Regions from separate parts of the Homo sapiens genome. Here all the other regions are linked to region 1. Evidence: chromatin loops called from intact Hi-C (ENCODE). Cell type or tissue: B cell. All regions are shown on one strand.

Region 1 (2,500 bases):
GAGTTCTACTATGAGTAATTCCATCCACAAAGCCAGTGACCTGGTCAAGTCACCCACCTGCTAAGGCCCAGTCTCTTCCCCTAGCAACTGAGGCAGCAGGAGAGAATCCCTGCAGGCTGTTCCTGCATTACTACGATTCTCCCAGGGCAGATCTAAGGGGCGAATCAGCAGACACTTAAATGAGAGAACAGAGGTGCTGAGGGACGTTTAGAGGCGGTCGAAATCTGGAGCACGGAGAGGAGGAGGAAGGGCTGTTAGGGGTTAGCGGGGAGTGGAGACGACGTCCGCAGCTGAGGGTGGTGACACCCTCCACGCCCCCGTAAGCCTCGTCCTCCCAGATCTTCCCATGCAGCGCCTGTTCCGTGCAGCCGGACCCTGCCCTCGAACCCAAACACACGTCTCTCCTGCAAGCGATCGGGACCCTCCCCCTGCCCCACACTCAAAGGTCCCCAACACACGGTGACTTCACCCAGGCCCTTCTCGCTCTGGGCCCGAAAATCCCAGACTTACCCTCCTGGGGCTCCGCAGCCTCTGCCCCCCGGCTCCCGAGAGGCCGGGGCGGGGCTGCTGTCGCTGGCGCGCGCGTCTGCTCGCGAGGTCCCCTCCTGTCCACCTCACCAAGGCTGTTCTGCTCCCGAGGGGCCCGGGCCGGGCCTACGGGGCAAATCCAGGCGGGTGTCCTTCTGGGGGCCCAGATCCGCCTCCCTGGGGCTCACCATACAGCGACGGCCTAGTCTAGGCCGCCAAGGACACATACGGGCCAGGCCCGGGTCCCGCCGCCCCTTCGCCTCCGCCGCCACTTCGCCTCCGCCGCCACCTCAGCCGACTCCCTCCCGGCCCCTCTGGCCCCAGCGCCGCCGACTCCGGGGCTCACGCTCCGGGGTCCCCGCTTGAGCCTCCACCCGGCCCGCGCGAACCCTGGTCTGCACAGCTCCGCGTCCGCCTAGGTGCTGGCCCGGGCGGTCAGCATCCAGCCCCGCAGGCTATGCGATGCTCGTCCACTGCAGGCCAAACCCTAGGAACGAGAGCAAGCGGCGACCTGAAGACTCACAGGAAGCGAGGGCAGTGCGGCGGCAGCGCGCATGCCCGAACACGCACGCCGGGAGAGGTGCACACGCGCAGGAGTGCACCGGAAGTCCGCCTCCCAGGGCCCACTGCTGGTCTCCGGACAAGTACTGGACTCTATTTCCCATGAGCCTATGCGCCTCACAAGTTTAGGGGCGGTTTTAAATGTCTCTACCCCGCCTAGAGGATAAGAAACTCCAGGCTATGAGCTTTGGCAGCCCTGAACACCGGACTGAACTTCACGTTTGTCTTTACTCCCTTTTAGTCCAGGGCTGCCTTACTGGGTCCTGGAGCCCAAGTCCTCTGGGTTAGAACCGAGTTTCCCATAAGGAGAAGGAAAGGAAAGGGTGTCTCTTGGTCACTGCGCTGAAATGCTAAGAGAAGTTTCACTCAAATACTAGGACAGGATAAATGCCCAGCGATGCTTTCCAAGGAACAAAAAGAAAAAAGAACTTGTAGCCGGGCGCGGTGGCTCACGCCTGTAATCCCAGCACTTTGGGAGGCCGAGGCGGGCGGATTGCGAGGTCAAGAGATAGAGACCATCCTGGCCAACATGATGAAACCCTGTCTCTACTAAAAATACAAAATTTAGCTGGGCTAAATTCGAGTTCTCTCGAATTCCACTTTTGCTCAGTTTTTCTTTGTCAGCACTCATTGTCAGGAGTGTTTAAGTGCTGTACCTGGATCCACTCACCTCAGCCTCCCATGTTGCTGGGACTACAGGTGTGCACCACCACACCTGGCTATTTATTATTATTATTTTTTGTAGAGATGGGGTCTCCCTATGTTGCCCAGAGTGGTCTTGAACTCCTGGACTCAAGTGATCCACTCACCTGAGCCTCCCAAAGTGCTGAGATTATAGGTGTGAGCCACTGTGCCCGGCCAACTACTGTTCTTTTTAAATTACCAGGTCTCAGGTACTGTTAAAGCAGTACAAATGAACTAAGAAACTGACTGTAGTAAAAATACATTAAACTTGGTTATTTTATTTTTTATTTATTTATTTTTATTATTATCATTTTTTTGATATGGAGTCTCACTCTCTCACCCAGGCTGGAGTGCAGTGGCGCGATCTCAGTTCACTGCAACCTCCACCGCCTGGGTTGAAGCAGTTCTTCTTCTGTCTCAGCCTCCCGAGTAGCTGGGTTTACAGGCGCCCACCACCACGCCCAGCTAATTTTTGTATTTTTAGTAGAGACGGGGTTTCGCCATGTTGGCCAGGCTGGTCTTGAACTCCTGACCTCAGGTGATCCGCCCACCTCGGCCTCCCAAAGTGCTGAGATTACAGGCGTGAGCCACTGCACCCATCCTAAAGTTGGTTATTTTATTTATTTATTTATTTATTTATTTATTTATTTTGAGACAGAGTTTCGTTCTTGTTGCCCAGGTTGGAGTGCAATGGCGCGTTCTTGGCTCATAGCAACCTCTGCCTCCC
Region 2 (2,500 bases), 110 kb after region 1:
CTGAGCTGGTTAAGCTGGAAACTTCAAAGGCAGCCTTAATTCCTCCAGCAACAATCCCCGCTCCCACTCCATCTAATCAGGTCCCACATCCCTGCGATTCTTTCTTGCAAGTAGCTTCCAATCTATGTCTTATTGACTATTCCTTCCCTGGATAAGACTTTCGACAACAGCCTCTGCCTTCAGTCTCTTCCTGTCCAATTCATCCTATACACATCTAATTGTGACTCCCTACTGGCCAGCCCATCCCAAATAGAAAAAAAGAAAAAAACAACAGGCCGGGTGCAGTGGCTCATGCCTGTAATCTCAGCACTTTGGGAGGCTGAGGTGGGAGGATTGCTTGAGGCCAGGATTCTAGACCAGCCTGGGTAACAGAGTGAGACCCTGTCTTCAAAACAAAACAAAAAACCCTTCTGGTTGGGTACGACGGTTCACACCTGTAATCCCAGCACTTTGGGAGGCTGAGGCGGGAGGATCACCTGAGGTCAGGAGTTCAAGACCAGCTTGGCCAACATGGTGAAACCGTCTCTACTAAAAATACAAAAATATCTGGGAGTGGTGGCGCATGCCTGTAATCCCATCTAGTCAGGAGGTTGAGGCAGGAGAATCACTTGAACACGAGAGACAGAGGTTGCAGTGAGCTGAGATCGCACCACTGCACTCCAGCTTGGGCCACAGAGTGAGACTCTGTCTCAAAACAAAACAAAACAAAACCCTTCTATGGTTTATTTGGTTCTCAATGCTATAGACATATCTGCCCCCATTCTTGTCTATCCTCTCTCATCCTCCCACCCTGCCCATCCATCAAACTGCTCATCTGTGCCCAGGATGCTCCTGGAAGGTCCTTCCCTCTTCCTGAGCTTAGAAGTGTCTTTCTCATCCTTCAGGACTGACCTCAAATGTTACCTTCCCTGACCCATCGGACACAGCCAGTCCCTTGGGAGTCCCTTCCCACAATGGACAGCCTTGAGCACAGCCTGCATTTCCCTAGGATGGGAGGGTCTGAGCCCAGGACTACCTGGCTCACCTGTGAGCAAACTCAGGCCAAAGTTGGCCTCACTGGTCTTTGCATCTTGAGTGCCCTGGCCCTTACTTCCAGCCGGAATTCCAACCCCACAGCACTCCACGTTTAACATCCACTGAAAAGCACACAACAGGCCTAGAAGGCTCTCAGTTCCTTGACGTAATTCGTACAGAAGGTGAGGTGGGCGTGTCTTGGTAGAGGCTGACACCTACTGGTGAGTCGAGATTCTGCAGCCTAGCCCTAAAGACCACACTGAGGTTTTCACTGCCAGACTCTGGCAAGGCTTTATAGCCTCCTTTAGAGGCATAGAAGTCCATTAATTCCCAGTAATGATATTTAAGATAAAAAATATTGCTTATGAAAGGGCCTTAAGTAACATATGTTACTATGCTAATGCTAGCAGTAGGCGTCTACAGAGGGCTGTAACGTTTACAAAAGGTATTTTTACTCATTATTTCATTTCACCCTTAAAAAGTCAGGAAAGGGGCCAGTTGTGGTGGCTCATGCCTGTAATCCCAGCACTTTAGGAGGCCAAGGCAGGAGGACTGCTTGAGCCCAGGAGTTCGAGACCAGCCTAGGCAACATAGTGAGACCCCATCTCTATTTCCATTTAAATTAAAAGAATTTTTTTAAGTCAGGAAAGGCGTAGAATGGGTATTATTATTACAATGCGTATTTTGCAGGTATTGTGGAAGAGTGCATGGATGAGACCTGGGAAGGGCAGTGGGATGGGAAGGGTTAGTCCAAAGGTTCTGTAACTTTGCCTACAGTGTTTTAATTTTTATAAGGAGAATGTAATGAAATGTTATTACCTGCATAATAGAGATGGCTATTAAAAGAAATAATAGGGTATGGCTGGGCGCGGTGGCTCACACCTATAATCCCAGAACTTTGGGAGGCCCAGGTGGGTGGACCACTTGAGGTCAGGAGTTCAAAACTAGCCTGGCCAGCATGGTGAAACCCTGTCTCTACTAAAAATACAAAAATTAGCTGGGCATGGTGGCAGGCACCTGTAATCTCAGCTACTCGAGAGGTTGAGACAGGAGAATCACTTGGCCCTGGGAGGCGGAGGTTGCAGTGAGCCAAGATCCCGCTGCTGCACTCCAGCCTGGGTAACAAAGTAAGACTCTGTCTCAAACAAACAAACAAACAAACAAAACCAAAACAGAAATAAGAAAGTATGGGTAGGCCCTGGAGGTAGACAGATCTCAAGTTGAATTCTGGCTCCATTTCTTTCTAGATATGAGCAAGTTCCTTAACCTCTCTGAATTTCAGTTTCCTTACCTGAAAAACAGGCTAATAAACATTATTCCTCCCAGGGTCAATGTAAGAATTAAAGCACCCAGCACAGTGGGTGGCTGGCTCTTGGCTCCACACACCTGTCTCTCAGCTTACTTGGTGGCTAGCTCTTGGAAGCTTCTGGATAATTTTGTTTTGTTTTGTTTTTGAGATGGAATTTCACTCTTGTTGCCCAGGCTG
Region 3 (2,500 bases), 230 kb after region 1:
CTCCCACATCAGCCTCCCAAGCAGTTGGAACCACAGGTGTGCACCACCACACCCAGCTAATTTTTTGTATTTTTGGTAGAGACGGCATTTCGCCATGTTGCCCAGGTTGCTCTTGAACTCATGAGCTCAAGTCATCCTCCTGCCTCGGCCTCCCAAAGTGCTGGGATTACAGGCGTGAGCCATTGCACCTGGGCTATTGTTCACATCTTTATGTCCCTGTGTGTTCAGTGCTTAGTTCCCACTTGTAAGGGACAGCATGCTATATTTGGTTTTCTGGTTCTGTGTTGATTCACTTAGGATAATGGCCTCCAGCTGCATCCATGTTACTGCAAAGGACATGATTTCATTCTTTTTATGGCTGCATAGTATTCCTTGGTGTATATGTACCCCACTTTCTTTATCCAGTCCACTGTTGATGTGCACCTAGGTTGGGACACTATGAATGTCTTCTTCCTCTTTTTTTTTTTTTTCTTGAGATGGAGTTTCACTCTTGTCATCCAGGCTGGTGTGCAATGGTGCAATCTCAGCTCACTGCAACCTCTGCCTCCTGGGTTCAAGCAATTCTTTTGCCTCAGCCTCCCAAGTAGCTGGGATTACAGGCATGCGCCACCATGCCCGGCTAATTTTTTTGTATTTAGTAAAGACGAGGTGTCACCATACTGGTCAGGCTGCTCTCGAACTCCTGACCTCAGGTGATCTGCCTGCCTCAGCCTCCCAAAGTGCTGGGATTACAAGCGTGAGCCACCGCGCCAGCCACTGTGAATGTCTTCAATTTCTCCCTCCTCATTTCGTGAAACTGAAGCCCAAGGAGATAGTGTCTCCCGTCAAACTCTCAGGTGTGTTATCTTGTAGGGGATCTTAATTGCTTTGTGTGTATTTCATTGCTCTCCAATGAAATGTACCCTCTGAAGATTGAGCTCAGTCTTCCTTCACTTTTGTCTCTTCCCTGCCCGCCTCCCAAAGAGATTGCACATGACTCTAGATTTCAAGTAGATCCTTGGTAAAGACTCACAGAATAGACTTTTCTGTAAATCTGCCAGTTGTCAACAGTGCAGTGGTAGGAAACTTTAAAAGATGGTAGGAGACTGTTCCCATCTGCTGGTAAACTTGTAGAACTACAGCTAGAAGTCCCTCTTCTTTATAGAGCTCTCAACCAGGAATTTGTCTTGCAAGCTTGGATGTCTGGATCTCTTCCCCTAGGTACTCTGCTCTGATTCAGAGTTGAGCCTGGGCAAAGGGTGTCTGGCAGTATTTGTATTTGGTGGCATATTACACAGATGTTTCCCAAGTCTTTCATTTGTGCAAGATAGAATTAATCCCTGAGGCCTGGGTGGTGTGGCTCACATCTGTTATCCCAGCACTTTGGGAGTCTGAGTGAGCACTTTTGGGGCTCACTTGAGGCTAGAAGTTTGAGACCAGCCTGGGCAACATAAGACCTTGTCTCTATAATTTTTTTTTTTTTTTTTGAGACGCAGTCTCACTCCGTCGCCTGGCCTGGAGTGCAGCCGTGTGATCTCAACTCACTGCAACCTCCACCTCCCAGATTCAAGCGATTCTCCCGCCTCAGCCTCCCGAGTAACTGGGATTACAGGCAGGTGCCACCACACCTGGCTAATTTTTGCATTTTTAGTAGAAACGGGTTTCATCATGTTGGCCAGTATGGTCTTGAACCCCTGGCCTCAAGTGATCTGCCAGCTTCCACCTCCCAAAGTGCTGGGATTATAGGGATGAGCCACTGGGCCCGGCCCCAAAAATTTTTTTTGTAATTATAATAATACTTAAAAAAAAAAAAAAAAAACAGGCTCTCGCTCTGTCACCCAGCTTGGAGTGCAGTGGTGCAATCTCTGCTGATTGCACCCTCCAACTTCCCGGGCTCAGATGATCCTCGCACTTCAGCCTCCCAAAGTGCTAGGATTACAGGTGTGATCCACTGCACCAGGCTTCATAATACTAATTTATTATTATTATTATTTGAGACAGAGTCTCATTCTGTCACCCTGGCTGGAGTGCAGTGGTACAATCTCAGCTCACTGAAACCTCCAACTTCCTGGTTCAAGCAATTCTCTTGCCTCAGCCTCCCGAGTAGCTGGGATTACAGGGACGTGCCACCATGCCCAGCTAATTTTTGTATTTTTAGTAGAGACAGGGTTTCACCATATTGGCCAGGCTGGTCTCGAACTCCTGACCTCGTGATCTGCCCACCTTGGCCTCCCAAAGTGCTGGGATTACAGGCATGAGCCACCACGCTCGGCCAATAATATTTTTTTTAACTAAAAAAATGAATTAATCCCCAAACGCAGGAGGCTTCAGTCTGGTAGCAGAGCTAAGAACATCAATCACCATATTACAATTGTATAAAAGCGCTGTACACGGGAAACAAAAGGTGCCAGAGGCCAGAGACAGCCACTGCTGTTTGGGGACATGACAAAAATCACCGAGGCCTTCTGAAAAACGTGACCCTGACATTCTTTTCTTTTTTCTTTTTTTTTTTTTTTGAGAT
Region 4 (2,500 bases), 450 kb before region 1:
AGCCGAGATCGTGCCCCTGCACTCCAGCCTGGGCGACAGAACGAGACTCCATCTCAAAACAAAAAAACAAAAAAAACTTATCTCCGTCTCTATTCCTTTATTCCTTATCTCTGTCTTTATTCCTTTATTTTTTATTTTTTTGAGACGGAGTTTCACTTTTGTTGCCCAGGCTGGAGTACAGTGGCGTGACCTCAGCTCACTGCATCCTCCACCTCCTGGCTCAAGCGATTCTCCTGCCTCAGCCTCCTGAGTAGCTGGAATTACAGGCGCCCACCACCACGCCCGGCTAATTTTGTTTTGTATTTTTAGTAGAGACGGGGCTCCACCCTATTGGCCAGGCTGGTCTCGAACTCCTGAACTCAGGTGATCCACCCGCCTCGGCCTCCCAAAGTGCTGGGATTACAGGCATGAGCCACCGTGCCCGGCCTATTTATTCATTTATTTACTCATTTTTTAGAGACAGAATTTGGCTGCACTTGAGTTGATAAATCTGAGACATATATTGATAAAGGACAATTATGTAAATATTATAAATATAGTTAATATTAATAGTTAATATAGGGAATATTTATATATTTACGAAATGCATACACAGTTCAGCTGGGTGGAGTGGCTCATGCCTATAATCCCAGCACTTTGGGAGGCTAAGGCAGGAGGACTGCTTGAGCCCAGGAGTTCGAGACCAGCCTGGGCAACATAACAAGACCTTGTCTGTATACAAAATTTAAGAATTAGCCTGGCATGTTGGAGCCCACCTGTGGTCCCAGCTACTTGGGAGACTGAGGTGGGAGGATTCTTGAGCCTGGGAGGTCGAGGCTGTAGTGAGCTGCATTTGCACCACTGCACTCCGGCCTGGGTGACAGAACAAACCCTGTCTCAAAAAAAAAAAAAAAAAGAAAGAAAGAAAAGAAAAATTTTGAACTGAACTTTCATAAGCAGGACTGTCCTTTTATCTGAGTTTGTGTCCTTTCTAGTTTTTTGGTTTTCAACATCTGATTTTTTTGTTTTTTCAAAGTCTGGCTTTTTCATCAAGGCTGGAGTGCAGTGGCACAGTCTCGGCTCACTACAACCTCCGCCTCCTGGGTTCTAAGTGATTCTCCTACCTCAGCCTCCCAAATAGCTAGGATTACAGGCACCCACCACAATGCCTGGCTAATTTTTGTATTTTTAGTAGAGACGGGGTTTCACTATATTGGCCCGGCTGGTCTCGAACTCCTGACCTCAGGTGATCCACCTCCTGACCTCAGGTGATCCACCTCCTGACCTCAGGTGATCCACCTGCCTTGGCCTCTGTAAGTGCTGGAATTACAGGCGTGAGCCATCCCACCTGGCTCAACGTCTGGTCTTTTACAAACTCATAATGACAATAGGATAGTAGGTTTTAAAATTTTTTTTACTTGTCAATATTTTAATAACCCTATGTGAGTTTCTCAAATTTCTAAAACATTTTACTATTAGGGGATATCCAAAGGACACAAGCCTTGGTTTAGTATTTTGAAGATAAAAGGACAAACTGCAATGTGAACCGCAGCCACGGGGTGGCAATACTTACCCACCAATTCTGTCTCCTATGAAAGGCTAAAACATCCTAAACGTCTATTTGGCCAATAAAGAGCTGGATTTGTAGCCACAACTGGGCTTTTCTATTTTGCTATCAAAACTTGGTTGGTTTTGTAGACTGCTTCTGTGCTAGAAAATACTTACTTTTCTGGCTTGGCGTGGTGGCTCACGCCTGTAATCCCAGCACTTTGGGAGGTCGAGGCAGGTAGATCACCTGAGGTCAGGAGTTCAAGACAAGCCTGGCCAACATGGTGAAATGCTATCTCTACTAAAAATACAAAAAAAAAATTAGCCGGTCGTGGTGGCAGGTGCCTTTAATCCTAGGTACACAGGAGGCTGAGGCATGAGAAATGCTTGAACCCAGGAGACAGAGGTTGCAGTGAGCCCAGATTGCGCCACTGCTCTCCAGCCTGGGCGACAGAGAGAGACTCTGGCTCAAAAACAAACAAACAAACAAACAAACATGAAAAAAACTTGGCTGGTTTTGTAGACTGGTTCTATGCTAGAAAATACTTACATTTCTGTCCAAATTTTTGCTTGGAAAAGATGGTACTACTGTCAAACTATCAGCTATCTCAGAGTATCCAAATGTCTGCTAACGTTAGCCAAGCTAATTTCTTCACCACCTATGATGACATTTTCCTGTACACATTCTAATTATTTTGACGTTTGATGTAGCTGAAATTCTCTAGTCTGGGAAAGAGTGAACTTAACTAACCTTACATTTGTTTGTTTGTCTGTTTTTGAGACAGAGTCTCACTCTGTTGCCAGGCTGGAGTGCGGTGGCAGGATCTTGGCTTACTGCAACTTCCTCCTCCCGGATTCAAGCAATTCTCCTGCCTCAGCCTCCCGAGTAGCTAGGATTACAGTGACCTGCCACCACGACCGGCTAATTTTTGTATTTTTAGTAGAGTCGGGGTTTCACCATGTTGGCCAGGGT

The links. Peaks named below come from ENCODE experiments on the same cell type or tissue, not always from the same donor. Only the 100,000 strongest peaks of a DNase experiment are listed, where the experiment ranks them.
Region 2: it touches region 1 in a loop (14-fold over the local background); 23 of 110 quality-filtered maps call a loop at or near these places.
Region 3: it touches region 1 in a loop (4-fold over the local background); 29 of 110 quality-filtered maps call a loop at or near these places.
Region 4: a loop joins it to region 1, with 7 times the contacts of the local background. A loop is called at or near these places in 6 of 110 quality-filtered maps.

The regions. Positions count from the first base shown.
Region 1 is chr7:75,527,055-75,529,554 of GRCh38, forward strand. It overlaps the pseudogene PMS2P3. Among named protein-coding and RNA genes, the nearest start is that of SPDYE5, 36 kb to the left of the region's middle. RefSeq lists a silencer at 719-868 and an enhancer at 985-1,279. In B cell, no CTCF peak of the experiment used is centred here; DNase peaks (open chromatin) are centred at 417 and 1,127; H3K4me3 peaks cover 1,721 bases; H3K27ac peaks cover 1,757 bases.
Region 2 is chr7:75,641,844-75,644,343 of GRCh38, forward strand. All of the region lies in intron 1 of HIP1 (huntingtin interacting protein 1), which reads right to left. Among named protein-coding and RNA genes, the nearest start is that of HIP1, 96 kb to the right of the region's middle. In B cell, CTCF peaks have their summits at 1,235 (motif pointing left) and 1,437; a DNase peak (open chromatin) is centred at 1,208.
Region 3 is chr7:75,761,538-75,764,037 of GRCh38, forward strand. No RefSeq gene overlaps it. Among named protein-coding and RNA genes, the nearest start is that of CCL26, 9.4 kb to the right of the region's middle. In B cell, CTCF peaks have their summits at 1,106 (motif pointing left) and 1,306; a DNase peak (open chromatin) is centred at 1,074.
Region 4 is chr7:75,076,213-75,078,712 of GRCh38, forward strand. No RefSeq gene overlaps it. Among named protein-coding and RNA genes, the nearest start is that of RCC1L, 3.7 kb to the left of the region's middle. In B cell, CTCF peaks have their summits at 1,524 (motif pointing right) and 1,723; no DNase peak of the experiment used is centred here.